Linked DNA regions of Mus musculus: all the other regions are linked to region 3. Evidence: chromatin loops called from intact Hi-C (ENCODE). Cell type or tissue: left cerebral cortex. All regions are shown on one strand.

Region 1 (8,000 bases), 220 kb before region 3:
AATACAAAATACTGTAATCCTCTCCATGCTTATTTTTCCTCTAAATAAGGTGAGAGGATGGCATAAACTTCATTTTAGGACCAGGCCTAACTTTAAAAGGAAAGGAGGAAAGCCATCCTTTCCCAGAACTGACAATACTCACCCACCCCCGCACCAGCTCCAAGAAGAACAAGGCCACAGAATCCCCCATCTAAAGAGCAGCCTGGGAATACCCACAAGGATGGGGAGGTATTGTATCTCAGGATGGCCCATCTGTTCTGGGCAGCCTTATATGGTTTGGGTATTTCATTGTGTAGTTAAACATTCATGACACAAGAATGCAGTCTACTGACCACAAGCCAATCAGAAAACAACCCATGTAACATCACCCGGCTCTCACCAATGAAGTTTTAGATTACCTAACCCTAGCTAAAATCCCCCTAGTTTCCTACAAAAAGGCCTGCAGAACTTTGTCTGTCTTTACCATCTTTTTGTAAGTGGCTGACCCCTGCATGCAGGCTTCTTTCTTTCAAGAAATAAAAACACTCTTGCCAACTGCATATGTGGGTGGTGGTCTCCGTGCAGCGTTTTAGTACTTAACAGTAAGGTGTTTGTGGGCTCAGTTGATAACTCCTGGCAGATTCCCTAGCGCTGGATGCTTTGGACAAAGGCTTACCAAGAAAAATAGCCATCCAAACACTCTCAGGCTTCTATTAACACATAAAGGCCTTGAAGAAACTGCAACAGCTGTGTGCTGCCAAAGCACAACTCTGGCTCCAGAAGGCACTATTCTAGTCATGATTATTTCAATTTACACCTGGCTCTTTGCCATTTCAAGCCTCAATGAACTCTAGATGACCTTGAAGCCATTTTCACCTAGACCAGAAGTGCAATTCTCCTGGTGGGCCAACAGAAAGTCTAAGATCAGTACTAACACTGTGCTCCGTTTGAATGAGAGACTACCAATTTGATGCACCCATGGTCCTGCATTTGCATGAAAGACAAACTCAAAAGATGGACAGTCCTTTGTTTTCATAAGATTGACATAATTAATGCAGACATCTTTGCCACACACATTTTCTGGCTATAAAAACTGACTATTCAGCTATATTGGGGAGCCTTATGGGAGACATGGTTTAGCAATTTAGAGTACCTGTTCTTACAGAGGACCTGGGTTCAATTCTTAGCATCCACATGGTGGCTCATAATCACTTGTAACTCATAACTCCGATATCAGGGGATCTGATGCTGAAAGCACAACATAAACCCCATTTGTCTCCACTTAAGGACCAGGCCTGATTTCAAAAAAGAACAATAAGACATCAGTCCCAGAAACTAGGTCATTAGATGACAGCTCCAGGGACAGACCATAAAATCCAGAACAAGATCATAAACCCTCCTCCCATAGAGCAGCCTGGGGATAACTACAAAAATGGGGAAATATCTTATCTCAGAATGGGCCATCTGTGCTGGGCAGCCCTATCCCATCCTATAGCTAAATATTCATGACATAGGAATGCAGGCCACTGACCACCTGTGATCTCCTAGCACCCACCAATGAAATTTTAGATTACCTAGTTCCTCTAGAGAGTTCCTGGTTCCCTATAAGAAGGCTTGTGCACCTTTGTCTGGGGGTCAACATTTCAAAGAATGGTTGACACTCCCAACCCCTCACATGCTGGTTGTTTCTGAAGACTATCTGAGTCTGGAGTCTTCTTTCGGCAATTTTCAGAACCATAGAATGCCTTCTTCTGATCTTCATGAGTATTGGGCATGCACCTGCTATATATGCAGACAAAACATTTGTACACATAAATCTAATTTAAAAACAAAAACAAAAACAGGACACACTTGAGGACATGCTCAGAATCGATCATAAAGATGGCTGGTACAAAAGGGTACAGAGTACTTCTAGGCATGATTGTTCCTAATTTTGGTGGTGGTGGTGGTGGTGGTTGTGGGGTGTAATGGCTATTCCTTGACTATATCTGGAATGAACTACAATCCAGAATTGGAAGGCTCACCTGTGATCCTGACCTTGAGGCTGGGAGATAGAAGTTTCTGATCTGGATCTTGGCATGGTGTTCTTCTTGTGAGATTGAGCAACTACTAGATCCTTGGACTTCCCATTCACAGAAGTGCTGAGTTGGACTACAAATTGTAAGTCATCATAACAAATTTCTTCACTATAGAGACTACCCATAAATTCTGTGACTCTAGAGAATCCTGACTAATACAGGGTGCTAAGGAAAAATACTTCGAAGGTTTATTAATATAAGAGTTTGTCCTTGCTGGGCAGTGGTAGCACGTGCCTTTAATCCCAGCACTTGGGAGGCAAAAGCAGGTGGATTTCTGAGTTCAAGGCCAGCCTGATCTACAGAGTGAATTCCAGGACAGCCTGGGCTACACAGAGAAACTCTGTGTGTGTGTGTGGGGGGGGTTGTCCTTAATACCTGACTTTGTTGTGGGGGGGTGCTAATAGCTGAGAGTTCAGGCCCCATATTAGACAGAAGGTCACTCTTTGAACAAAACAAAACCAGCTTCCAACCTCAAAATATGGAAAACAACATCAGCATCATGGCTAGGGTTGGCATATGTGTATCTATAGGAAATCTACTAGTAACATTGAGCTTTAGCAGAAAGACACTTAAAATTAGTGATACAAAACAGGTTAGGTTAGTGGTACTGATTGCTTTGAGAGTTACAGAGCCTTTCTTAGCTCTTGGTGAGCTTAACGGAGCAAGAGTACCTGAAGATCAAAGCTTGCCAAAGTCATCTCAAGCCATTTCTCATACCCTCAAACGGGAAGGAAACTGGAAAAGGAGTGAGCAGAGAATATGTACAATTCTCTTCCTTCCTCTCTGGCTTCTGTCCTTGGGGCCAGAGAGCAACTTCCAATAATCCTGCACTTAATATCATCTCACTCTGGCTTGAATTGATTCATTTCACCAGTAGCAGAGAAACAAACAAACAAAAAAGACCCAACCAAAAACCTATCGCAGTTGTCTGACCTAGTTCCCTTTTCTGTGTCCTTTTAGAAGGAATCCATGGGACTGGGGAGATGTCTCGGCAGTTAAATGCTCACTGGCTTTTCTTCCATAGGTACTGAGTTCAACTCCTAGCAACCACATGGTGGCTCACAACCATCTATAATGGGATCTGGTGCTCTCTTCTGGCATGCAGATAGAGCACTCATACATAAAAACACAAATAATAAATAAATACATAAATCTTAAAAACAAATAAAATTATGCCGGGCGTGGTGGCGCACGCCTTTAATCCCAGCACTTGGGAGGCAGAGGCAGAAGGATTTCTGAGTTCAAGGCCAGCCTGGTCTACAGAGTGAGTTCCAGGATAGCCAGGGCTATACAGAGAAACCCTGCCTCAAAAAAACAAAAACAAAAACAAAACAAAACAAAAAACAGAAACAAAAAAAAAAGAAAAGAAAAAGAAAAAAAAACAAATAAAATTTAAAAAGCAAACAAATAAATCTTAAAACAAACCAACGGAATCCTGAGCCAGCCGCATGAACCTATCCTTGGTTCTTTAGTCAAGATATACGATGGAAGTCGGGCCCACCCTTACTGCCTAAAGGGAGACTCAGGTCTCACTTAGTTTTTTCATATTTTTTTCTTTAGTTTTATCTTCTGCTACCAAATGCCTCTTTTACTATGAAACTACTTTGAATTATGGATACAACCAAAACACTTTCATTATTTCTCCAAAGCCTTTGAAAATTAATTCAAGGCCGCAGCTATATTTTTGCTTTCAATTCCATAAAAGCATACATAGCTGCCAAATCAAATAAAGCAAAAACACAAACACAAACAAACAGACAAACACTTTCAGAGCAACCCATGGTAGGCAACACCTGTCGTTTCAACACTTTGAGGCTGAAACAGAATTATAAATTGGAGTTGGAGGGCAGCCAAGGATTACATAGGGAAATTACTGTGCCTGATGGCTAAGGAAGGAGATAGAATTGTCCCCAAATACATAGCTAGTCTGGGACTCGTAGTTCCAGGGTAACACTGAAATACCCTGTCTCAAAAATTCAAAAACAAAACCCTTTGAGAAGTTTCAGAAATTCCAAATAGCACATACATACTATACTTCCTTTTGTGGGATACTATTACACAGCTGCGACTGATTAACTGAGTATCTTGAATCTAGGTTTTCAAGCCCACTCCATGAAAACAGCAGAGAGGAAACTTAACTGAGCTGCTTTTCAGCTTTCTAGGAAAGGTGCCTAGGTAACCACGGAAAAGCCAATGAAAAGGTTTGGTTGAGGGGGGCGTGGAACTGGGGAGGTGAGGAGCAGAAATAATGGGCCCTGATTTAAGTAATGGTGATAGGCAGCGAGAACTGGACGGGTGGGCGTGGCATATTTCAGTAAACACTGACCTATATCGGGAAGAGAGGAAATGAGGCAAACACATTGGGAGCTTGTTAAGATGCCCGTTGATGTGTATTACTTTAAACAAAGAGGTTGAGACAAGCTTTAAAGACATCAAAAATTTCAGCGCTACACAGAAAACCACAAGTCCCAAGATGCAGTGTCACTTCGGACCAAACACTAGCCGAAACCTTGTAAGAAACTACATATCCCAGAATGCACTGCTGCCTCGCCGGCTCAGCTTTTCTCGGCAGAAATTGGATCCGGATGGCGCTGCATTCTGGGAACCAAGAAGTCCTAGCATCTCATTGGTTGGGATTTGGTAGCGATGTCTCTTAAATGGGCCTGTTTTACTGCCCACAACGCACTTCCTCCAGACGCAAGTTACCGGCAGATCGCGTCTCGGCCTTGCCAGGTACCAGTCTCCCGCGCGTTACAGAAAGCGGCTGTGACGCGACGGAAGTAATTCCTTTCTGTGCCCCGGAACCCACAGGGGTAGGCCGCTGGGGGTGGGAGGGGGGCGGCCCTGAATAGGGGCTGTGGCGGTACGTGGGGTTACGGCTGCGGTAGCTGCGGGACTGGCTAGTGAGTGTCGGGCTATGGTGGGAATCGGGATCTGATTTCGCTAGGAGAGTTAGTGCGGCTGGGACTGGATGCTTTAGTTATCCCTCTGCTCACCCCTTCCCGTCTGGGCGGGGAAGGAACGGAAGCTCTGAGTCTCTCCGGCCTCCCCAGCTCCTGGCTTGGGGGAGGGGAGAGGAGTTTGGCGGGACCTTAACTAGCTCAGCTCGGTGGGTCTGGAAAGGGGAGAGGACAGGAGGTGCGGGCTGGCTGGGCCTCCTCCAGGCTGAGCGCGGGGAGGGTGGAGTTAAGAGCATGGCAGCCGGATCGCTTTTCCGTTTTGCCTACCTCATGTGCGCTTGTATTTGTTTTACTGTTAAAATCAGTCGCTAGACCCAGGAGAGAGCCCTCGCCGCTTTAAGCTATAGGACCCTGAAAGAAAGTTTACCTTCTGGACAACTTGGGTAATTTCTGCCTGGCTGGGTACATTGGCTCATTTGTGCATCTATCTACCTCTCATTTTTGCCTGAAAGGAGTTATCTAGTGCCAGGTACAGTGCCCATTTATTTAGTTTCCCTTAAGGAACTCTTCAGTTTTGTGAGCATGAAAGTTTTGTCATTTAGTGCAAGCATGCCTACTCTGCACTTTCTAGTGTAGAAAGCAATTGAAATAGTTTTACAACTTGGTCCATACTACCAGATCTGCTTCTTAGTCCCAAATTGAATTTTATTTTCTGTTAAGTGGTCTAAGATGGTAAATACTTGATCTCGTTTATATTATGTGTTATTAAGCCGTCGAAGTTCACAAGTGGATTTAATCTTCAGTGATGAGTAAACTGTTGTGGTTTTATATCATGGATGTTTGTTAATTTATAGTAATTTGGGGTTTCTATATTTCTATTTATCAATTTTTTGAGTACTCTTGGATGACATGGAAGTTGTACTCAGTAACTCGTCTGGTCTAAATGTGTGGCCCACCAGGCCTATCTCCCAGTTGTTAGTTTTAAAGGTGTAGCCGCCATGCTGGCTCTTATCTTTTCAACTTGCTTGGATTAACCTTGGACCTCAACTACACTGAGTCCGCACTCTTGTGTGCCACTACTCCATATCTTCATCCCCCTATTTAATTTATAAATGGCTTCTCATCCTTCATATGATATTTCTCTAATTACCAGACTGGGTCGGTAATTTGATGTAGCATGTTTGCCTAATGTCCAGAGACCCTGGGCTGGTTCTCCAGCATCACACACACACACACAAGAAATGTTGGTTTATTACCTCATAATGCTATTTTTTAAAAAAATCCATTTCTTTTTTGAGACTTGTAGCCCTTGCTAGCCTGAAACTCGACCATGTATACTTGCATGGCCCGTATGCCTCTGGCTTCCAAGCACTGGGATTGAAGGAGTAGATCACCACACCCAGATGGTATCTATTTCAAATGGAGAAAATCTGCTTCATTGCTAGATAAGATAGGAATGCTGCAGTGTACATAGGCAATGGTATAGAAGCAAGGTGATAGTTTACTTCTCTGTATACTAAGTTCTTAAGAAATTGCGCAGATCTTCGTCTTATTGCTTCAGGGAAAGATTGGGGTTTTGTGCAGGGGTGTATGTCAGATTGGAATGTAATAGGAAAGTCTTTGCATGTATGCTTTGATATGTTAATAGACTCCAAATGCTTTGATAGTTTACTAAGTACAGTAAGACAAAGACATCCAATACTTGAAAATTTACACACACAGTTTTTGGTGTAGAAATAGGCATGATGTCAGAAACCTGTAAACCTTTATTCAGAATATTCAGGAAGCTCAAACAAGCAAAGGATTGACAAGAGTTCCAGGTCAACCAAGAGGTCCAGTAAAGCCCTGTTGACTCTCCCTCAATAAAAAAGAAAGTGGGGGGAGGGGATACATCAATAAGACCTTGGACAGGGAAAGACCCTTGGGATTTGATGTTTGAGCTAGAAACATCATAGGGAGGTTTAAAGGAAGAGCTTCCCACAGCAGTCACTGCAAACGCAAGGGCCTTAAAGTGTGAGTGAACTTGACCTAGTCAGGAAATTCCAAGGACACAAATGCTTGGAACATATGCCAGATAAGGTTATAGCCAGCCCTGCCTGACCTGGCACTCACTTTGTGGACCTGGCTGGCCCAGAACTCAGATCCAACTACCTCTGCTTCTTGAGTGCTGGGGTTTAAGGTGTACACCACCATGCTCAGGTGTAGTAGCTTAAAAAAATAGTCCATTTAAAATACAGTTAGCTTGATCTAAAGATGTAGAGTTCAAATCGGTAGAACGTCATCTGATTTGAAATATAAATTAAAACCAAATCTTGTCTTTCATTCCTAGAACAGGAAAAAAAAAGCTTTTGCCTTTGCTAATCACCTTGTGAACAGTAGTGCCATTTACTGAAGTCAGAAGACAGAAGGGAGGGAACATTGGTTTCTGACAGGTTTATCAGGAGTTCTCTGTGGGACTTAGCTTGATAACTCAGTAAGACAGGATCTGCAGAGCATGCCCACATCTTAATCACAGAGGTGGATCTGTGAGTTTGAGGCCAGCCTGATCTAAGAAGACAAATTAGATGTTTCTGACTGGCACTCAGAGTAGGTATAGAACTAGGGAGGACAAAATGGGAACTGTATCTTTTAGATGATATTTAAATATTTAAACTGGAAAATATCAAATGGGTAGTGTTAGATTGATCAAAGAAAGCAGGTGAAATTTAATGTACTGCTTTGATTTTTATGTTTGGGGCAGAGTCTCACCTTGGTAGACCAGGCAGGTCTTTGACCTGGTTCTCTTTTCTCAGCTTTCCCGTGTTAGGATCTTAGACCTGTGTCTTGCTTGATTATGAGCCTCTTCCAAAGCCTTAAACACTTTTCATCCCAGCAGAGATAGGAAGAATATCTTGAGTTTAGGGCTGTTTGCTTGATCTACATAGTGCAAGGACAGCCAAGACCTAGCTCAGAATTGGGAGGGGTTTCTTGAAGATTGGTGATAGAATAGGGATGAAGCAGACAGATTTTAGAACATGCAAGGCTCTGGGACCTTTAACTTATT
Region 2 (8,000 bases), 680 kb before region 3:
TTGTTTTATGTATTATTTGTTTGTTGTTTGCTATCAATAGGAGATCATCTACATATGAAAAGATTTTTACTTCTTCTGTTGTGTGGAATGAATCTAAAGCCCAACTCAAAGCATTGTGTGCTATAATTGGCTGGTTTTGTATCCTCGTAGAACTCTAGTAAATTGATATTGCTTCTCTTCCCATGAGAATATGGTGATTTCTCTAGAGTTGGGATGTAGGGGAATGCCAAAGAACATGTCTGCTTCTATATATAGCTCTGTGGTGGCTAACCATTTAGGTGCCACCTGTCTGATACATCTGGTAATTGTCCAGGCATCTACTCTGATAGGTTATTTATGTTCCATAAATCTACCGTGAATCTCCATTTGCCATCCGGTTTCTTTACTGGCTAAATGGGGCTGTTGTAGTTAAAGCTTTGTGTTTGTTCTATAATAGCTTCTTTTAATAACATTTGAATGGTGTCCTTTACTTCCTCTATCCCACCTCTTCATACCTATTGTGGTATGAAAGAGGGTGGCATTTTACGTAGTTCTACCTGTGGGATTTTGACTGTAGCCAATGGTATCTTTGGTATTCTTTTATAATTCAAAAATTTCAGAAATAATTTGTATGTTATAGGTATCCCTATGACATTTTCTGGGGCACTGCACAGAACGAAATCAAGTTCATAGTTTTTATCACATACTTGCAATATTAATATAGTTATGGGGGTTATGACTTTGCCTCCAACTCCCTCTACTTCTATGTAGCCTTTAATCTTGCCTGTATTCAATATCCGTACTTCATCTAGGGCATATATGTTAATTTCACTACCCATGTCCAACAGCCATTTAACTACTTTGGTGGTGCCATCGGAGTATGATGGGTAGTGCTATTCTGGGTTTTAGATGTTGCATCCCTGAGGTTGAAAGAGACATCCTTGTCCTTTCAGGTTGTTCCTGAATGGCAGCATGTTCATGGGTCTCACCCCTACATTTGGCCTTTGGTTGTTGAATCCTGGGTAAGGGGGCCCTCAGCTGTTGGGCCCCCTTTGCCCTAAAAGGGCCTATGAGGAACTTGCCCAAACAAGTGTCTGGTGGGATTCCATGGTTTGCTTGGTCCTGATCTAATTGGGAGGTTGGTATTTCTCCTTCCAAATGCTCTTAGATTTTTAAGCCTTCTCCTCATTTTGTTAAATTTCTTACCTTTTATGGGTAGGGATACTGCCTTCTCTGAGTCTAACTCTCTGTATGATCTTAAGAAGTCTATGGCATCTGCCATAGTTTGGCATTCTTGCAGTGGTCCTGCTAGGCCATCCTGAGAAGTTATGAAGCTCCTTTTAACAGGATTTTCCTAAGCTGGGCCAATATTGGTGCTGCCTGTGGGGCGGGTACCTGATTGTAAATGAAGTAGAGTACTCCTAATTTTCTTGCTAACTGATTGCTTCCTGTGAATTATTCCATTTTGCTGAGGCCTCAAACTTAGTTATATCTAAGGAGGAGAACGCATATCTCCAAGCTGCATTTATCCAATCATGCAGTAGATGATTGGATAAATCTCCTTGGGTACTGTCTAAAATGTGCTCTAGAGCATTGAACATGACAGGATTTTCCACCATGTTCCTAATTTTGCTCATCTCTTGGTCTGATGTTATTGTATCTGCTCCCTTCTCCTACAGTCTTACTATGTAGGGCGCATTTTTCATGTCGTTCTGGGCATAATCCTTTCTAAGTTCTTTAAGTTCCTGTGGGGTATACGCTCTGGTTTCCATTATCATCTCTGTGGGGCCAGCGTGTCTGGAACTCTTACCCGCATCAGAAGCCCGGAGGCTGTCACTGGTAGTTGTTGCGTCCGCCTCGACCAGCAAGGAAAACGCAACCACCAGTTCTTAATGCAGTTTATTCAGACAGCTTCTCTCTTCAACTCCCCGGAGCCTCCAGCCTCAGGTACAAGCGTTTTTTATGCGCTCAAGCCACAACCACGCCTCAACCAATCACTGCAGGTCACATCACCTCACCAGGCAGGCTTGCTCAGCCAATCAGGGATTAAGGGCGAGTCATCCACCAAATATGGGCTTGTTTACTGCCTGGCACAGATTTCTGTCAGGTGCCATCTTAGGGTGCGGCCTGGGCTGGCCAGGGAGTTCGGAATGGCTTCCCACAGGTAGTGACACACTGGTCCTGACTCTAGGGCATTTTTGAAAGGGTTGGAGTCCGTCGTTTTGTGATATTCATGGTTAGCCTTTTGACCATAAGTCAAATCGACTTATCCAAATCGACTATAGTCTTCATGAGTATACTAGGTACTCCTTTTTGTGGTGCTCTATGATAAGTTCCACCTGCTGTACTGCTGTCGATGGGACATCAGTTTTAACTTCCTTGCACTTAGTCTTATTCTTAACTATGTGGTTAGTACCCTGCCAAGCTCTTTCCACCGAGTCAGAGGCTTCTACGTCCTCTAATTTTATCTTTTTCATACCCTTGATGAGCCTTTTTAGTCTGCTCGAGATGTTTATAGCTACGTGGTACAGTGCCTTTATTGTTTTCTTTTTAAAATACCAGGTGATATTACTTCTTAGTGGATTATTCAATAATTCATTAAATAATTTATCTGCCCATCTCACTAGTCTTTTTGCCAGCCACTCCCTCATTCGACTTAGAGGCTTCTACCCTCACCCTCAGCTCTTCCTCCAACCTGGATCCCTTGGGAGCATCAGAGTTGGCTTTGAGGTGATGGGCCCAGGCTCTCCTAGCTCCTTTGGTCTACTTGTCTGCACTATTTACCTGCTCTTCCTCACTTTTTGGATCAGAGTTGGCTTCAAGGCGTCATAAGACGGGCCAGTGTCTGCTGAGTACAGACTAGGCTCCCCACTGGCTATTTGGTCTACTTGTCTGTGCCTATTTACCCACTCTTCCTCATCACCTTTCGGATCAGAGTTGCCTTGGAGACATCATAGACGTTCGACTTCACGGCCAGAGGTTCTCTGCTTCAGACTAGGAGCATAACTAAATTCTACCGCCTGGTAAATGGCCCGCAATTTAAAGCGGAGACACTAGGTGGTGGTATGCAGCTGCTAAATGGCTGTTAGCATGTCCGAATTCTAGCATGTCCGCAAATTAAAGCATGACCTAAACGACTGCTTAAGCGGCTAAGTGAAGGCTGCTAAGCAGGGTCCCAGCTATTTCCCAGCTACCGATTTATGCCAACTGTTGTGAAACTGTCGTGAATCGGGATTAATGACAAGCAAAAAGGAAGTCCCAGACTCAGAGGTTTGGTTATAACAGCTTATTTATTTATAAGTAGCAATAATCAAGTGATGAAATGGGATCACACTCCTACACACACACACACACACACACACACACACACACACACACACACACACGCTTCACTAACCTCCTGTCTGGCTGATGTTGTAGCCTGGCCCAATGATGGAGCATCAGGTAAGGTCCGAGACTTCTCCTTCTTGGATCTTGCTGGAGCTGGGTCCGCATGGAGCGGGCTTGTTCTCATTTGGTGGCAAGCGTTCCAGTGGACTCAATTCTCAGCATCTCTGTTGGCCTCCAGGATTGAGTGAGTGTGTCACAGTGCCAGACCAGGGTTTTTAAGCTAATTTTAACCAATCATAACTAAGGCGTTCACACATTACTTCACAGGGCTTCTACCTTATCATACTCACTCACACACTCTTGGCTTGGTTTCCATGGTTACATGATCATACTCACGCTCACACCATGGTGTCGGCTCAACTCTATCGTGCACTTCAGCTAGACTTTGAAACTTTTTATTTATAAAGTCTAAACTGGGCATGGTGGCATACACTTGCAACCCCAGTACTCATAAAGCAGAGGCAAGAGAATCACTACAACTCCAAGGCCAAATACAAGACCCTATCTCAAAAAAACAAAACAAAACAACAGATGTTATTTCTAAATAAATTTCAGCTATTTATACTTTTCAAAAACACACTTAAAATAATGTGAATCACTATAAAGTATTACAGTTTCTAACAAAAATAGATAACAAGGCAACAAAGAATAAAAATCCCAGGATGCTACTTATAGCTCCTTGTGAGTTCCTTTCTTCATTTTGTGCTTGGTTTAGTAGATTATTATACAAACACCCATGGTGGTTGTATTAATATTCTATAATGTCACTTATGACATGAAGATAAGAGACATCAGGAACATGGAGAAAATCTCTTTCCAATGTGTTCTACTATTGTCATAAAACTAGTAAGATCAGGGTTAGTACACATTCCCTGTGTTGTTTTGATATTAGGAGACCTATTCATAGGTGATTGCAACTGTGAATGTCTCTGAGATATGTCAGATACAATCTTGGGACAGGTGCATTCCATAGGGGTATTTAATGCCTATGTTTTACTTATTTTTTTTCATGCCTATGTTTTAAAATGTACCTTTTATTTAGTTGTTTCCTAAAGTATTTTCCTACTAATTTAAAATGTACTTGTGTATATTTTAAGTATCCTGACCTCATAACTACACAACACCAGGAATGTGCCTATGTCTTACTATTTCCCAGTAAGTGACTTAGAGACTCTTCTTGGGCACTCTTATCATTTCCCTTTTTATATTTAAGGGGATCTTTCCCGAGATGGAAGATCATTTAGTACATGCCTCTGCAATTCAAATTTAGAGTATTCGATAATACACCAGAATTTATTTTGCAAATATCTTTGGTATTCTTTTTTGTTGCTAAATAGAAGGTGGGGAGCTAAATTTGTGTCTTCACTGTCTCTAGGCATATGAGAAAGGGGCTTAAAAATTCAGAAACATAGCTTTAGAGAAAGTGCTAATGTTGTGAGCATTGCTTGATTTTGCTTCGTGAATATAAAAATAGGAAAGGAGGAGACTGTGTAGATTCTGGGCATCAAATAGTCATCTCTGTCCCTTTGGCATGAACTTCAACTCACTGGCAGGATTTTTTCTTAGCCACCTTATGTCACAAGGGCTGTTGACAGAATAAACACAGGAGCTAGTGCTATAAAAACCTGTTCCGCTCACCTTGTGGGTCTTAGTAAGATCCCACAGAGCTAAGCTAACCAGGATACCAAAATACAGAGCTGAATTTCATGATGAGTCTGTATCCAAAGCACTTTTCCTTAATTTTTAACTATGATATTTTTCAAGTCAACAACAATATTGTGATCTATAGACAAGAGATGGACATAAATAATGCTCAGCTTGTAACCGAGACACATGACAGTCCAGGGTTGAGCCTTTGCCTACTGCGGCTTTGTAAGAGAAATAGGTGTCATGTGGTCAAGGGGAGCCTGCTTCCAGAACTTCCCTGTGAAGAGAGGTTTGAGAGATCGGTGAACCACAAAGATCACACTGAGAAGGAGCTTGGCTTTCTCATTTCAGAGCAGAGCTGTTTAACAGAAAAAGAGAAGAGGTCCGATTCAGGTGATGCTTTGGTTTTGGAGGCACATGGTGAGAACTGGCTGCCTGGGTTAGCCTGAAAGCTGCAGCCTACGACTCCTGCTATGTGCAGGCTATAAAGATGCCTCGTCTTGATAATTTCAAGTAGCAGAAGAAAGTAAAGATGATAAAACCACAGCCACATATGGCCAAGCTGCGAGTGAAAGCAGAACAGTTATGAACATGGGTGCACAAGTTAAAGTAAGCAGGTCCCAGAAATAGCTGGTGCTGGCTGAGAAAGAAAGACAAGGAGCTGCCAAAGAAGAGGGCCATGTTCTTCTTGGACCTTCCAGAGCAAAGATGCTGATTCTGTTCAATCAGTGGCTGAAATCCAATGGGCTTTCTTTAAATAACTGATGACCAACAAGAGCCCTCATTTCCACCTTCTCCGTTACGTATGCACCTTGATGGCTGGGGCAGCTGTGGATAACATCAAGTTCTCAGACCAATGTGTAGGGAAGCTTTGGACTCAGCTTTCAAGAGCCCTGAGCCAGCTATCCCAAAAGTCAATTCAGCCACATAAGTAGCCGAGGATGGCCTTGTCAGACACCAATGGGAGGAAAAGCACTTAGTCCTGGGAAGACTCAGTGCCCCAATGTAGGGGAATGCCAGGGTGGGAATGCAGGAGTGGGTGGGTGGGGGAGCATTGTCATAGAAGCAGGGAGAGGGAGGTTTCCCAAGGGGAAACTAGGAAAGGGGATAACATTTGAAAAGCAAACAAATAAAACATCCATTTTTTTTTTAAAGTCAATTCAGAGTGTCCCCCTGGGGCCAGAAGGGTGCTGGAATCTCCTCTAGAGATTCTGTGGTGGGCTCTGTGCTCTGAGCTCTCTTTTCTTTGCTGAGTCACAGCTCAGAAAGCAAACATCCAAGGAGGCATCGACTTTTGTGCATGATTCTGACAAAGTCGTCTCAGCCAAGCAGGCCTGTTGGGTGTGTAAATGCGATCCGGCCTGCCTTTCCAGCCTCAGCAGCAGAACTGCATGCCCATATTTATTGCTGTTGCTATTCTAAGGGCTGGATGACGTTTTTCTCCCCTTGTGGCTGAGCACTGCCCGTTCATCTTTCACCACTCCCTCCAAGTCTACAGGGATAAACCCAGAGATACAAATAGATTCTATCAAGAGGAAAGCTAAAATGAAACATTCCTAAGCTTTTCCAGACAAATGCGCATTGTGCAATCAAATCTTTCAGTAATGCCACCCTGCTTTAGAATGTGTGCTGTTAGCACCCCACTACTACCCTAAACAAGGATTTTCAAAGAGGAGTGGAAACACAGCAAAGGGTGGAAAAACAATTCCATTGGTCATCTCAGCTTGGCTGAAGAGGAAACAACTCCATTGCTCATCATGGCAAATGTTGACTTTTGCACTGTTGGGTTCTGGGAATGTTCACATGTTGCCAGAAGGCTTCAAGATTTTCCATTCACCTATGTGCAACCTCAGTCTCTCCACTCTTCCAATGACATTCCTATGATGTGAAGGGAGCAACCAATAAGCTACAAACACCCTAATTAAGGGTACAAGGGTACAGGGTACAGGGAAATGGCTCCTGGGGAGTAACTGTATACATGTTTCCTAAATAAAAAACTTAGACACATAAATAACCAATTACAAAATGCATTGGGTGATACACCAGAGAAGAGAGATTCTGATTTAACTACTAACTGCTCTTCATTACCACCTGGAAAAATCTTTCATCACCCTTAAGCCTCCATGCTTGGACTCACCTGGTAAACCATCACAGAGAGTTAAAATGCTCCTACATATTTCTTTTACTTTTCCACAAATTCCACTTGAATTGTATATAGTGCAGTGGGTTGTTGAATTAAGAAACACAGGCTCTAGCCGGGCGTGGTGACACACACCTTTAATCCCACACTCGGGAGGCAGAGGCAGGCAGATTTCTGAGTTCGAGGCCAGCCTGGTCTACAAAGTGAGTTCCAGGACAGTCAGGGCTACACAGAGAAACCCTGTCTCAAAAAAACAAAGAAAAGAAAGAAAGAAAGAAAGAAAGAAAGAAAGAAAGAAAAGAAAAGAAAAGAAAAGAAAAGAAAAGAAAAGAAAAGAAAAGAAAAGAAAAGAAAAGAAAAGAAAAGAAAAGAAAAGAAAAGAAACACAGGCTCTGAGTTTGAATGCCCACTAGGCCACAGTCCAGTTATAGAGTCATATTAAGCCTTCACGTCTTTATTAAGTTGAAGTGATAAATAACTACTTTGTAGATTTCTTGGAAAACTATAATCAGTTGAAAAATTAAAGGCAGAAAAATAATATTTGTTTGCCTTTTCAGAGCATCAAAGTTTCTCATTATCATTTGCTTTGGATTAGATCACTCATAATTCATTCTTATCTGTCTGCTCACTCAGAACAAATGACAATACAGGTTGGTGCTATACCTAAGTGGGAGTACATTTGTCTAGCATGTATAAGAGCCTGGATTCAATACACACACACACACACACACACACACACACACACACACACACACACACCACAATACATATACTGGTAATATATATATATATATATATATATATATATATATATATATATAGTTCAATGTGTACTATCAGCAAC
Region 3 (8,000 bases):
GGAGGGAGGAGAGAAGCAGCTCGTGTCAGTTACCCTCTGACGCTGTGTGGCGCCATCGCTCTCATCCACTGCTCACTCACCTGTACATAAAATAGAGAATATTAAAAAAGAATCCAAGAATTCCCAGTGTAGATGTGTTTGCAGCACCAAGCATATAGCCTCTAATACCTGAGAAACCTTGAGTAGTCATCCTCTTTGTGTAGTGGATTCTCTCACACTCAGAACATGAGAGCTGACCATCTCTCAGAGGCTCCTCTTAGCTCCTGTGGCGAGAGCCTGGTTCTTTCACTTGTGCCACAGGCTCCCTTCTGCTTCCGCTCCACAAAATCCAGCTTCCAATACCACTGAGGAGAGTGCAGTACTCTCGCTTCTAGTCAGAAGTGAGAAGTCAGACATTGTATGAGTTTCTTTCGTTTAAGTCAGATGGCTAGAATACTTTACCTATGCTAACATACAGTTTGTGATGCGGTAGATGTAGTATACCCCAGTACTGTGTGTGCATCACCTCACATTAACTGCCCCTACTTGGGATTTTTAAATATATTGGATTCTTATTTATTGCCTTAGCTTTAGGGTGGGGTCTTTTAAGTCCCCCATTTGAATTTTTTTCTACTTGTGGATGAATAGTTATTATGTAAAGGAATTCAAAATGTCATAAGTTTTTCTGGGATGATGACTTACTCTGGAAGATAAGGAAGGGATTTGAAAATTTAGGCCAGCCAGGGCTTCACTTCAAAAACAACAACAACAACAACAACAACAAAAACCAAACCACCACCACCACCAATTCAGCTTCCACCAAAACACCACCAGCACCACCAAAACAACAAAACAAACAAACAAACAAACAAACAAAACCATTTAATTCAAGTAGTTCATAAGTCTTGATTCTGATAAATATTGTACTTGTTAAACTGAAATCCTTATGACATTTGAAATGTAAACTTAAAGACACGGATTATACTTTATTGTTAAAGTCTATGGAAGATTGTTGGGCAGCTTCCTGTACATTTAAAGAAGTCAGCTGGATGACCCACACCCCTGCCTCTAGATCAGTATCCACAGTCACTGAGTAGTAACCATCATGTGGCCTATTTAGAAATATCCAAGATGACCTCATAAATACTGCTCCTTTACTGTTAGTAAGGCAAACAAACACATATTGTTGATTTCATTCAATGATAAAATATTAAAAACTCCTGATATATGCAATGAATGCAGAAAGAAGCAAGACAAAAGTGGTGTTTCTTTATCTGTCAAGAAGATGCAAACAGATTGGTCACACCAGGAGTCAGGTGAGTCGCTAAGGGTGCTGTGTAGTGCCTGGAGAGAGGCCTGAGATGATGGAATGTTGTTGAGTAGGATGGGGATCATGTGAGTCTTCACATCTACACCACTGAGCTCATGCTGCCATCTGTGTATTTCCCTTTACCCCCAGGAACGCATAGAAAGAGGGAGAGAGAAAAAAAGCCTCCCTTTCCCTTCGCTTTTCTTTACTATCATATATGTATGTATGTATGTGTGTCTGTGTATATATATATTTTAGGGATTTAAACTAGTTGAATTGCTATTTAATCAAATAAGTAATTGCTACTCTGAGTAATAAAGGAAATATTAAGTAGATAGTCTAAAAGGCATATTTCAAACAAATGGTACAGATTTTTTGTTAAATTTCACTCAATATATAGGTTTCATATATATGTATATGCACATATGTTTAATTAAATAATCTATTTTAATATTTAAAATAAAGCTTGACCCAATGTTACATTGTGTCTTTTTGCTACAAAATTAAAAAACAAACAAAAAAACCAAAACCAAACCCAAGCCAAACCACCACCTCCAAAACCCTTTTCACCTATGTAGAAGCTATTGGAAGGCCCTGCTGTCTGTCCACTGGTGGGCTCATGCACCTAGTCTTAGCTCTCAGTCACCTGCTGCCTGAGGCACACACACATGTGGGAGATAAGACACCCAACCTAGTCATTATGGCCCTGAATTCACATCCTCCTGCCTCAGCTTTCTGAGTACTGGGGTTACAGGCAGAAGCATCTGACCCTAGAATATTTTAAATCAAATTAGTTTTTACTTTGTCATAAAAAAATACTTTTTAAGGCAAAGGCTCTTCACAGTATCAAGCAAAGAAAATACTAATTTTAATAATTTAAAAATGTGCAGATTCTCCTTGCTGTTCATTTCTTTCCGAGTTGGCTTGTTCTAGTGAAGAATAGAAGAGATCTTCTTATTGCTTTTGCTCTACAGACGAGCTTTCCCAGCTTTGCTCTGCGTGCAGGTTGCTTGCTGGACTGGGTCGTGAGTTCTGTGTAGTTTCCTGCATGCTGTCTTCGCCAACTGCCCACCTGTGTGTCGTAGAGCCTTTTCTGGACCTAAAACTGAAAACAAGGCTGCATGGCTTCAGGCTTGATGTCCCTGGCAGTGCTCCCCAGTGGGCAATGCTCGCCTTGGTGCACTGGATCAGAAGACATTTTCTGGTGGTCTCTTGATTTTAAGATTGATCCATGGCCTCTGGTGCTATTGGTCCAGTTAATCAGTTAGCAAGTTCCAGTAACGTTAGGATAGGTGACAGTAGCAGTGTGCTGCTGTTGTCTAGAATATCTAGTATTTTATCACCAGTTAACAAACTGGTGGTTGGTTGTTTTTTGGTGGGGGGAGGGGGAGGGAGGGCGGACTTCATTCCTTTTGCTGGAATCCCAGCTAATATGATGAACGTTCCTCTTTTTTACCATCTTATTCCAAATACGGTTTATTCAGGAAAGGCAAGGTAAGGGTTTGATCCTTTCCCTTCATTAGCATCATGTGCAGACCTGGAATCCGCCATGTCTCCAAGGATGTTCCTGTGGGAGTGTGCATGCTTTAAATGGGGAGTGACACTTATAAGCTACACTCGATGTGCTGGCTGCCTTCGTTACTAACACATTGCTTGGCCTCTCTTAAGTAGATAGAGCTGGGAAATACCATATTCCTTTAAAGTTTTTTTATATTTACTTTTGTGGTAGAGCCCAGGCTGGCTTTTACGTCAGTGTGTTGCTTAGATGAGCTTGAATGTCTGCTCTTCTTGTATACTTCCAGGCACTAGGATTGCAGGCATGTACTACCATTCCTGCTTCAGATGGCGTTGGGATCAAACCCAAGGCTCTGAGCACACTACGCCAGCAGCCTGCCACAGTCTCACCACCTTTCTTCTGCTTTTTGTTTTTAGAGAGAGATACATCAGATACTTACACGTTTGATTCATATTTTAGATTAATTCATGTATTTGATTTTTACATTTCATTATCTGATTCTAACATAAACACAGTTATTTGTACTTTAATTTGTTTTGCACCTATCTTTGGATGTATAATAATGTAATAATAGTACTGACATCAGTAGCATGTTTGCTAGAAATATTTCTCAATTTCCTTTTCTTTAGGCTACAAATATTTTGCTGTCTTTAAAGTCGTTTAAAATAATTAACTTGCACAGTTAAGGCCATCAGTTTAGTTTAGTTTTAGTGCACTTGTGTTTTTTTTTTTTCTTTAAAAATATTTGTCTCTATTTTGGTTTAATTTTATTTGAATTTAAAGTATGTTACTATTAAAATTCATACTTCTGGTAATATGAATATGGAAAACAGTTTGAGATTGTTTTGTTCTGTTTTTTTTTTTTGAGTAAATCTCATTGGTATTTTTAAAAATTAGTTAAAAATTTCCTTCTCATTAAATCACAAACTCAGTTCACAATTAGATTGTGTTTCCTTTGTATTTTAGTGGTTTCTCTCCCCCCCACCCCCGGAAATTTTTGTGTAATTATGAATAAAATCTCAGTTTTGGCTTTATGCTTAAAAAAAGCAAATAAATGCTTATATCTTATTTTCTTAAATGAAAGGTAGGGCAGAATACACACCGTTTTGTTATGTTAAAAAGTAAACAAGGAAAGGAAGAGAGTGAAAGCAAGCGGGTCTGGTCTGCTTTATTGTTGAGTGGTTTATATTGTGATGCTTAGGCATCTGGTGGCACATTGGTGGGTTTTATAGGTACTGACTGTATGGGTTTTGTTTGTTTTTTTGGTATTTCCTGGGATTAGATGGCATTTTAGGTTTTGAAAGTCTCACCCACAGATTATCATCAGATAAGTCAAAGCATTACTGCTAACCCTGTATTAATTGCTAATGTTTACTTCCTTGATTAGCAATGAATAAATAAATAAAATTATTAACAGGTGATATTTTTAATGATTAAATATGCATACATTTCTGGGGTATTTATAAAATTGATATCCAAACTAGTTACTATTTGGTTTTAAATAATATGACTATACAGTTGAATTTTTTAAGTACAGAAAATGCTAAAACTTAGTTTAAACTTTGTTTATATTAATTAGAGAACTGTGTGGAGAGGCCTTCCACTCCCCCTCCTTCAGAGATTACTAATTGAAGTCTAGCTGGTGTGGTTTGTTGTGACAATGTTTCACCTGTGTATCTCTAATGTTTTTAAACAGGTAGTATAACTCCAACTGTGGAACTGAATGGGCTCGCTATGAAAAGGGGAGAGCCTGCCATCTACAGGCCACTAGATCCAAAGCCATTCCCAAATTATAGAGCTAACTACAACTTCCGGGGCATGTACAATCAGAGGTTTGTATGTCTTCTTTGGTTTTGTTCTTATTTACTATTTTATGCATATTGCAGACGTTTTTGACATTCTAAGGATATTTGCATTGTGAACACAATTGACCTTGGGCATCTTGGGAGTTTAGATAAACCAGACTCACCAAGTGTGTTGGAAGTTAAAGGCAGAACAGAAACAAAACTCTGTAGCCTCAGAAGCTTTCTTTGCTAATGTACACAAGCCTCGGGACCCGCCATGCAGCATTCTCACTCCCTCACCACAGTACACTTGGTGTCTGCCTTTCCTGACTTGATGACTGCGTTAATGGCCTTGCATTTTTGTGATTTATAGCAACTTCTTTGGAGAGGCTTTACTAAGTCTTTGTTGCATATGGCACAGTTGTGATAGTTCAAGTGCAACTTTACAAGAGTGTAGAAATTTCAAAATAAAAACAGGATCTCTTTTCTTGTGAGGGGTTCTATTGCTGTGAAGAGTCACCATGACCACAGCTACTCTTATAAAGAGAAGCATTAATTGGGGCTGGCTTACAAACATCTTGATCTACAGGCAGCAGGAAGAGTCAGTAATATGGTTCCTCCAGCAACTTACTCCAACAAGGCCACTCCTCTTAATGGTGCCTTTTCCCTATAGACCTATGGGGGTCATTTTTATTCAAACCACCACAATCCTTATTGTAAAACTTATACAAAACTAATCATAGGGAATGTAGAAAATGCTAGATGGTAAAGAAATAGAAATATCTTGCTACCCTAGAGCTCGCTACTGTAAATATTTTGATTTACTTTAAATTATTCTTTGTGTATAAACATATTTAATGGAAATTGAGTTGTTCTGTAATACATGTGTATATGTACAATAAAATGCACAGATCATCAGTGTATATCTTGATGACCTCATGTATGTATGCATCTGTTCTCTCTTCACTGACTTTTAACCTAAGTGTGTCTTGATGGATTTGCCATCATGGCAGGGTTCCCTTAGATTTCCATGCTCACAACACACCCTTTGCCAGAAGTGATCTTCAATCTCTTGCCACAGATTAGTTCTGTCATATAAATATGTGCTGCACATAATCTCTCTGGCTTCTTTTACTGTAACCGATGGTTTTCTTGCTCTGTTTTGAGATTTATTAATACTGCTTATATCTGGGTTCTCTCTTTCTTAATTGTTGAATAGTATGGCTGATTCTTAACTTGTTTAATCTGTGTGTGCGATATGGTACTTTTTTCACCCAGCGTAGAGACCATGTGACATATAATTGTTCTTTTAGAGCCTTTTAGAGCTGGCTATAGATGGCCTCATCTGGCAAGGTGTATTTTCACCTGTGTACATTGTTCTGACACCTGAGCTGGTGTCTACCTCCTTCCCTGGGATTATAGACACATACCCTACATAAATAGCATCATAGAAATAGGTTTATTATGTTTATTTACAAATATTGTTTATAGCTCTGTTATTTCCTAGATGTAGATCACTACAGGAGGAATATTACAATTAAGAATAATATATTACTCAACCATATTACAATTCTGTTCTAATTTTTCATTAAAAGAGGTTACCAAGATATTTACTAATTTTAATAATTTCCTCTGGAGGAAAAAATCTTGAGTTTTAATTGGATTTGGCAATTTTCATTTTTTAAAAGAAATGTTCTAAAGTCATTCTGTAAATTCAGAAATATCTATTTTTGGATTGTCACAGTAAGGAATTTTCAATATTCTACATACCCTTCTATATGTTTGCAATGTCCAGGACATAGAAGAAAGCCAAGTACAGAGGATGAATACCATGACAATGCTGGTTTTCATTTTTTATAGCATTTGAGAATGCATTTTCTATTTTTATAGCTCTGAATTTTGAAATACGTTACTTTGCTTGAAAGTTACAAAGTGATCTTTAAAGCTTTCTGTGATGCTGACTGCTCCCAAGCAGGGCTGTCCTCAGGTGCTTACTAGGTATCTTTTTATTTGTCTGTTTTAATTTATTTTTATTGCATTTCCTGACTAGTTTTCAAATGTTTGTGTTAACATTATTAACAGTCAATCTATTTTGTTTGTAATTTTTCTGCCTATATTTTGCCTTTTAACTTTGTGTCTTGTTATAATTTTATTAGCTTTTGATATTGATATTTAAAAACAATTTTTCTTCCTCCTCATTGCCCTCCTCCTCCTTTTGTGTTTTGTTTTGTTTTGAGACAGGGTTTCTCTGTGTAGTCCTGGCTATCCTAGAACTCGATCTGTAGACCAGGCTGGTCTTGAACTCACAGAGACCCACCTACCTCTGTCTCTTGAGTGCTTATATTAAAGGTATGGGCAACTACTACCTGGCTTACAATTTCATTATTATATATAAGAACTTTGATATGTGATCAGTATTTGTAATGCCTTTGTTAAGGTTTTATATACTTACTGCTAATCAGATGTATAGAGAATATAATAATTTAGTTTATATATAACTTAATGCTTTGTAGTGCCTTGTTTGGTAGTAGAAATTAACGGTTTCCATTTAAAATGGTACTGTTCGAATTCTGACTACTTCTTTTAGGAGTTACTCTTAAGTAAATAACTCCTGTCTAGTCTCTCTGGCTTCCTGTGTCTCCTCCTCCTCCTCCTCTTCTCCCTCGTCGTCGTTGTCGTCGTCGTCGTCGTCGTCGTCCTCCTCCTCCTCCTCCTCCTCCTCCTCCTCAGTGTGTCTTACTTTATGCTAGGAAGCCCTTATGTCTCATTGGAAGGTTATGTCCTTTGACAGCTGCTCTATGTGGTCTTCTTACTTACCTGGAGTTGGCCTGTATGGGATGATTTCTGATTTAGTCCCCACTTAGGTGATGCTTTCAGAGTACCTCCCATCCCCCCTTCTAGCTTGGCTAATACCCTCAGCCTGTCTGGCTTGCCAGGCATTTTCCATCTCTCCAGCCCTATCCCTTTCCCAGTGTCTCTCTTTCTCACTGTGGCATCCCCAGTAGGCTTCCTGGCTCTCAGCTCAGAGTGTGCAGTACAGCTTTACCCTACCCTTCTTCATACTATGTGCCGTTGCTCTTCCTTTAGGCCTGTGGTTCCCTGGCATCCCTAGAGCTAGCTACTGCTTCAGTACAGTAGAAACAAGCAAAGAGCACACAGTCCATTTTATACATGTAATATGTTTCATTTTTAAGTTCCCCACTTTTTTATCTGATTTTGGGGAGAAGGTGGAGAGAGTTCTTCAATCTTATCTAGGCTGACATTGAACTCTGTGTAGTCCAGGCTGGCATCCCGATACCTAGCTCATATTTTCTCTCTTTTCAAAATAGGTTATTTGCAAATTATGCTAATTATGCAAAACAACAGATTTATTATGATATTTTATAGCTGTATATAATTTAATCACTATCCT

Evidence for each region. Peaks named below come from ENCODE experiments on the same cell type or tissue, not always from the same donor. Only the 100,000 strongest peaks of a DNase experiment are listed, where the experiment ranks them.
Region 1: it touches region 3 in a loop (2.5-fold over the local background); 3 of 42 quality-filtered maps call a loop at or near these places.
Region 2: it touches region 3 in a loop (5-fold over the local background); 20 of 42 quality-filtered maps call a loop at or near these places.

The regions. Positions count from the first base shown.
Region 1 is chr1:16,653,782-16,661,781 of GRCm38, reverse strand. Eloc (elongin C) reads left to right here and starts at 4,917. Exons shown (of 4, transcript NM_026456.4): 1 at 4,917-4,960. D030040B21Rik (RIKEN cDNA D030040B21 gene) reads right to left here and starts at 4,230. Exons shown (of 4, transcript NR_037998.1): 1 at 2,004-4,230; 2 at 1,554-1,761; 3 at 1,133-1,227. In left cerebral cortex, a CTCF peak has its summit at 4,915; DNase peaks (open chromatin) are centred at 3,221 and 4,685; H3K4me3 peaks cover 1,893 bases; H3K27ac peaks cover 1,568 bases.
Region 2 is chr1:17,118,656-17,126,655 of GRCm38, reverse strand. Gm31982 (a long non-coding RNA gene) reads left to right here and starts at 2,088. Exons shown (of 4, transcript XR_865203.2): 1 at 2,088-2,143. It overlaps Gm28783 (a long non-coding RNA gene), which reads right to left and starts at 6,059. Exons shown (of 2, transcript XR_373222.2): 1 at 3,377-6,059. In left cerebral cortex, CTCF peaks have their summits at 3,035 (motif pointing right) and 6,459; DNase peaks (open chromatin) are centred at 3,026, 3,605, 5,598 and 6,420; H3K27ac peaks cover 1,207 bases.
Region 3 is chr1:16,436,959-16,444,958 of GRCm38, reverse strand. It overlaps Stau2 (staufen double-stranded RNA binding protein 2), which reads left to right. Exons shown (of 14, transcript NM_025303.3): 5 at 4,501-4,636. Among named protein-coding and RNA genes, the nearest start is that of Stau2, 78 kb to the left of the region's middle. In left cerebral cortex, a CTCF peak has its summit at 4,562 (motif pointing left); a DNase peak (open chromatin) is centred at 4,543.